Linked DNA regions of Homo sapiens: region 1 is linked to region 2. A link is a loop called in an ENCODE intact Hi-C map of the cell type or tissue named here. Cell type or tissue: heart left ventricle. All regions are shown on one strand.

Region 1 (2,500 bases), 150 kb after region 2:
GCATGGTGGCGTGTGCCTGGCATGTTCTTTTCTTTTTTTTTTTGAGGTGAAGTTTTGCTCTTGTTGCCCAGGCTGGAGCGCAATGGCGCGATCTTGGCTCACCGCAACCTCTGCCACCCAGGTTCAAGCGATTCTCCTGCTTCAGCCTCCCGAGTAGCTGGGACTACAGGTGCCCGCCACCATGCCTGGCTAATTTTTGCATATTTAGTAGAGATGGGGTTTCACCATGTTGACCAGGCTGGTCTCCAACTCCTGATCTCAGGTGATCCACCTGCCTCGGCCTCCCAAAGTTCTGGGATTACAGGCGTGAGCCAATGCACCCAGCGCACCTGGCATGTTCTTGTCCAGCAAAGCGTATGGCCCTGGAGTGCCCGGATGGGTATCGAGTGGCCAGAGCTGGTGCAGACCGTCCACCCTCACATGCAAGGAGGGAGCCACCATAACTGTCTGTCTGCCTGCCTGCCTTCCAGCCCGGAGCAAGGGTGGGAAAGGCCCTGTACCGTCGGCCAGTGTCTGTTGACGGCCAGAGTGCTTCTGAATTGAATTGCCTGCTGTGGCCTCGATCCTCAACATACAGGGTCTCCGGGTCAGCAGCACTGTGTGGATCCAGAGACTCGGCTGCTGGCTGAATGGAAGGGACTTGCTGGGTGGGGCTCTGTGCTCTACACTGTGGACAGATGACTGAGGCTTTTCTCTCACTCCTTTTATTTCAGAGTCAGTTTTCAGATAAGCCGGTGCAAGACCGGGGTTTGGTGGTGACGGACCTCAAAGCTGAGAGTGTGGTTCTTGAGCATCGCAGCTACTGCTCGGCAAAGGCCCGGGACAGACACTTTGCTGGGGATGTACTGGGCTATGTCACTCCAGTAAGTTGGGGCCCTCACAGTGCAGAGGGAGGTCCTGAGGCTCAGGTGGGCTGCCCTGGCCCCGTGATGGCCTCTTCTGGCCAGTCAGTGATGGGGGTCTATGTTCTGATCTCCCGGAGCTGCTGCTGCTGTGAGGCTACGGTGGGAGAGATGCCATTCTGGAGATGTCAGAGTGTAAGACCCTGGGGGTCTCTCCAGGGGCTTGCTGTGCTGATCTCTGTGGGTTCCCCCTGAATCCAGAGGTGGGCTCGCAGGTCGTCTGGGGTCAGGAAGTGGATGTGCAGAGCCAACCCTGGGCCAGGGAGGGGTGGGTTCTCACACCCAGCCTCCTCTTCTCTTGCTGTTCCCAGCTGCCAGCCTGCAGCAGTGGTGTGCACTAGCTCCAGGTGGGGCTTAAGACAAGCACCAGTCACTTTTGGTGAAAGGGATGTCGTGGCCTGGGTCCCAGGCTGTGAGTGGCAGTCCAGAGTAGGAGAAGGATACCCCAGGCCAGGAGCTGATGTCAGTCCGGGCTGGTATCTGTCTACGCTGGCCAGCCCTGGGCACGTCCAGAGGCGCCAGAATGACAGCACCATGGTGAGACAGGTGCTCACTCACCTGTCCTCCGTCTGATGTCTCCATCTTTTGCCAGTGGAACAGCCATGGCTACGATGTCACCAAGGTCTTTGGGAGCAAGTTCACACAGATCTCACCCGTCTGGCTGCAGCTGAAGAGACGTGGCCGTGAGATGTTTGAGGTCACGGGCCTCCACGACGTGGACCAAGGTTCTCATCCTTCCTGCTTGACTGTGCTTGCCCCACAGGCTGAAAAGAGTGTGAGTGCGAGAGCAGGGGTGTGTGTGTGTGAGTAGGTATGTCTCTGTGGGTGTCTCTGTATGGGAGTGTGTGTGTGTCTCTGCGTGATTTAAGTGTGAATGTGAGTGTGTAAGTGTGAGACTGATGATGTGGGAGAGAAGAGATTGTGAGTGTGTTGAATGTGACTGTCGGTGTGGACATGTCTAAGTGTGAGACAGTGGGTGTGAGTGTTGAGTGTGGTGACTGTGAGAACCACGCCCTCACCCCTTGGGGCCCAGCCGGCAGAGCAGGCCCATGGTGTGGGCTGGTGTGCTAAGTGGGAAGGTGAGTGTGGAGCAGGGCAGGCCTGGTAGAGGGGGTTTCTGAGGTGGTCGCCACGGTGGGACCCTCTGCAAGGCCAAGTTGGTGCCTCAGAGTGTTCCGCCCAGGTCTGCGTGTGGTCCAGGTGGCTGTGAGGGTGGCCTTCCCTTGCACTTCCGGGCTGCACACAGGCGTGTGCAGGACAGGCTCTACAATGACTCAGGCAGCCTCTGGGCAGCAAACGGCACGGGCCATTGGCTTCTCCTCCTCTGTCCCTCTCTCAGCGATTTTCATTCAATGCCAGGGAGGAAGGTGGGGTTCAGGCGGAGGCTGCCTCCTGATGGCACATCCTGACCTGATGACGTCTGCCCGAGTTTACGTGGCTGCGCCTTGCGTTTGGGCTCGGACAGAGAGAAATGGCAGGGGAAGTGTTAGGCAGTTTTGGAGTTCAGAGAGCAGGAGTGGTTTTCCCTGACACTGAGAGAACCGTGGGGAGGTGATGGAATGTCAGCCAGTGTCAGGGCCTGGCGGGTCTGGCCATCC
Region 2 (2,500 bases):
TGTGGCCCAGGTGTGTGCCTGCGTGTGCCTGCATGTTGGCAAGTCCGGTGCCCGGGTGGCTCTCAGGCATCTTGGGGAGAACAGTCAGCCCACAGCCGGGCCAGAGCCCTCTGGCCCCATTGATGGGAGGCTCTGGGACAGACAGCACTGAGAAGGGAGAGAAGCTGGGCAGGTGGGGCAGGTGGGGCCACCGGGCAGGCGTGAGGGTGACCCTGCCAAGTGGCACAGGGACGATCTGAGTCCTGCAGGGCCCGGCAGCGCCTGAATAATGGGAGAAGCTGTGTGAGCCGTGCACGGGCGGGACAGCAAGGCGGGCGGGCGTGGGTCCTGTACACACGGGTGTGGGTGTGGCTGAGCGACCACTCGCCCTCTCACATCCCCTGCAGTGAGCGTGGGGGCACTGGCCCCTCATTTCCCAGCCCCGCTGGGCCCACCTCCTGCCTGGCCCTCCCAGGGACTGACGTGTGGCCACCTACCCCTCGAACCGCAGGGGTTGCCTGTCCCCGCCTCTGTCCCTGCACCTCAGGCCCATCCCCGCCCTTGTCCCCGCACCTCGGGCCTGTCCCCGCCTTTGTCCCCGCAACTCAGACCTTTGGTGACACCTGTGGGCTCAGGCGCCACATGGGGCCCAGGACACTGGGGCCGCAGCACATCGGGGAGGGGAGGCTGCAGTCTGGGCCCAAGGGCATCCAGCCTCTCCACTCCCTCCCCGGTGACCTTGGGCAGGCTGCCCCCTCTCTGTGCCTGTTTCCTCATCTACGTGGGTACAGAACCCGTCTCCACCTGCAGTAAATCCAGTGATGGCGGGAGTGTCCCGCCAGCTGCACTCTAGGACCCGTTCGCTACAAGGATTGCACTGGGGGATGCCCTGTCCCCAGCTGGCCCGGCTCTGTCATGGCCTGGACCCTCCCTGCCTGGGCACGTCTGACCCAGAGAGAGGGAAGGCCACCAGGGCAACCCCAGAGGCCTGTCCAGCTCAGAGCCAGCCCCTCCTGCACCAGGGTCCCCTGAGATTCACCCTGACAGGCAGCAGGAAGGCAGGGTGCCTGGTGGCCTCCTTCCCCCAGGGATCTGGGGAGGGTCTGGGCTGGGCTCTTCTTTGACAGGCCGCCCGGGCCCCACCTCAGGCCTGGAGGAAAGTGGAGGGGTCCACACCGTGGCCGACCCTGGGACTGGAGACACATGGGCACCAGGACACGCGAGGCCCATGGGGGCCAGGGAAGTCCCCAGAATCCCCACTCACCACTCTGGGGTGGGAAGAGGCAGGGCCAGCCTGTCGACATGCATCTCCTGCTGTCCAGAGAATGCTCCCGACGTCCCCATTTTCCTACAGAAGAGGACATCCTTGCTGGGAAGCCGGTGGCTGCAGCCAGTCAATGGTGACTCCCAGAAGGTTCCAGGCCCCGCCCAGCCAGAACCCCAGAGCCAGACCTGGGGCCACAGGGCATGACGCAGCTCTGCCTATACAGGGACAGGCAGCTGCCCACGGCCATGGGCACAGGCTTTGAGGAAGCGACAAGGCTCTTGCACCAGCAGATTAAAATGCTGCCAAGCGGAAGAGTCTGTCAAAGCTCTCAAGGAGCAGCTGGTTCAGGGCCAGCAGGTGCTGGGGTGGTAGGGGGGCCCCTTGGCTGCTGTGACGGTGCCTGTCCCTGGCTCCCAGCCCGGGAGCCCCAGCAGTGCCTTGTACAGCCGGCCCAGACATGCAAAGGGCCAGAGCCCGGCACGCGGCAGTGTTGACTGTCATCATTGTTATTGCCATCATCATCATCATCATCATCATTGCTATTATTATATTATCATCAGGAAACTCACCTACATTCTGCAGGCTGTGGGTGAGGCCAAGGAGCAGAGGGCTGGGGGTTGATGTGGGCCGGCAAGGTCCAGGCCAGGAGGGTTCATCCCAGGGATGCCAAGACCCAGCAGAAGGTTAGCAGGGGAGGAGAGACCCTTACCCCAGGGTGACCCCACGGCGGGGGCTGCATGTGGGCACCAACTGGAGGCCTGCGGGAGGCAGGTGTGGCTCGGAGGCTCTTTGGCAAGGTGGGAGCCGGGGGTCCCTTAAGAAGTCCACCTTAAGAGGTCCTCCAGAGTGACCCAGGGAGAACCATTCTCCAACCCACCCACTCCTGGATCTCAGGCTCCCAGGACGCAGAGAGACTCTGAGCCATCTCCCGGGTTGTGCTGCTTGGTTATGGTGGCCCCAGGAAAGCGAATCAAGAGTTGCAGCAATGCTGCCCAGCCCCACGAGCAGGGAAACCAGAGCCAGGAGGTGGCGATAGGGACTGCGGGTGGGTGGACCGCGGGGCTGGGGTGTGTTCTCTTCCTGCTACTCTTCTACATTTTTCCAGGTTTTATTTAGTGACTATGTTCCACTCTGTATTAAAGTATCAAGATTCCATTTCATCAAGGACTAGCATTTTTAGCAAAGAGAGTAGCAGAGGCCAGGATTTAGCAACTAAAAAACTCCAGGAAATATGGGAAACAACATCTGTCAAGA

What was found. Hi-C counts contacts between places; a loop is a spot of excess contacts. Peaks named below come from ENCODE experiments on the same cell type or tissue, not always from the same donor. Only the 100,000 strongest peaks of a DNase experiment are listed, where the experiment ranks them.
Region 1: a loop joins it to region 2, with 4 times the contacts of the local background. A loop is called at or near these places in 14 of 110 quality-filtered maps.

Annotation. Positions count from the first base shown.
Region 1 is chr11:901,325-903,824 of GRCh38, reverse strand. It overlaps CHID1 (chitinase domain containing 1), which reads left to right. Exons shown (of 13, transcript NM_023947.4): 3 at 714-863; 4 at 1,495-1,627. Among named protein-coding and RNA genes, the nearest start is that of CHID1, 8.2 kb to the left of the region's middle. RefSeq lists a silencer at 235-405. In heart left ventricle, no CTCF peak of the experiment used is centred here; no DNase peak of the experiment used is centred here.
Region 2 is chr11:1,048,706-1,051,205 of GRCh38, reverse strand. LOC124902605 reads right to left here and starts at 1,514. Exons shown (of 4, transcript XM_047427955.1): 1 at 1,432-1,514; 2 at 1,244-1,327. LINC02688 (long intergenic non-protein coding RNA 2688) reads right to left here and starts at 1,326. Exons shown (of 4, transcript NR_160890.1): 1 at 1,244-1,326. In heart left ventricle, no CTCF peak of the experiment used is centred here; DNase peaks (open chromatin) are centred at 545 and 995; H3K27me3 peaks cover 2,301 bases.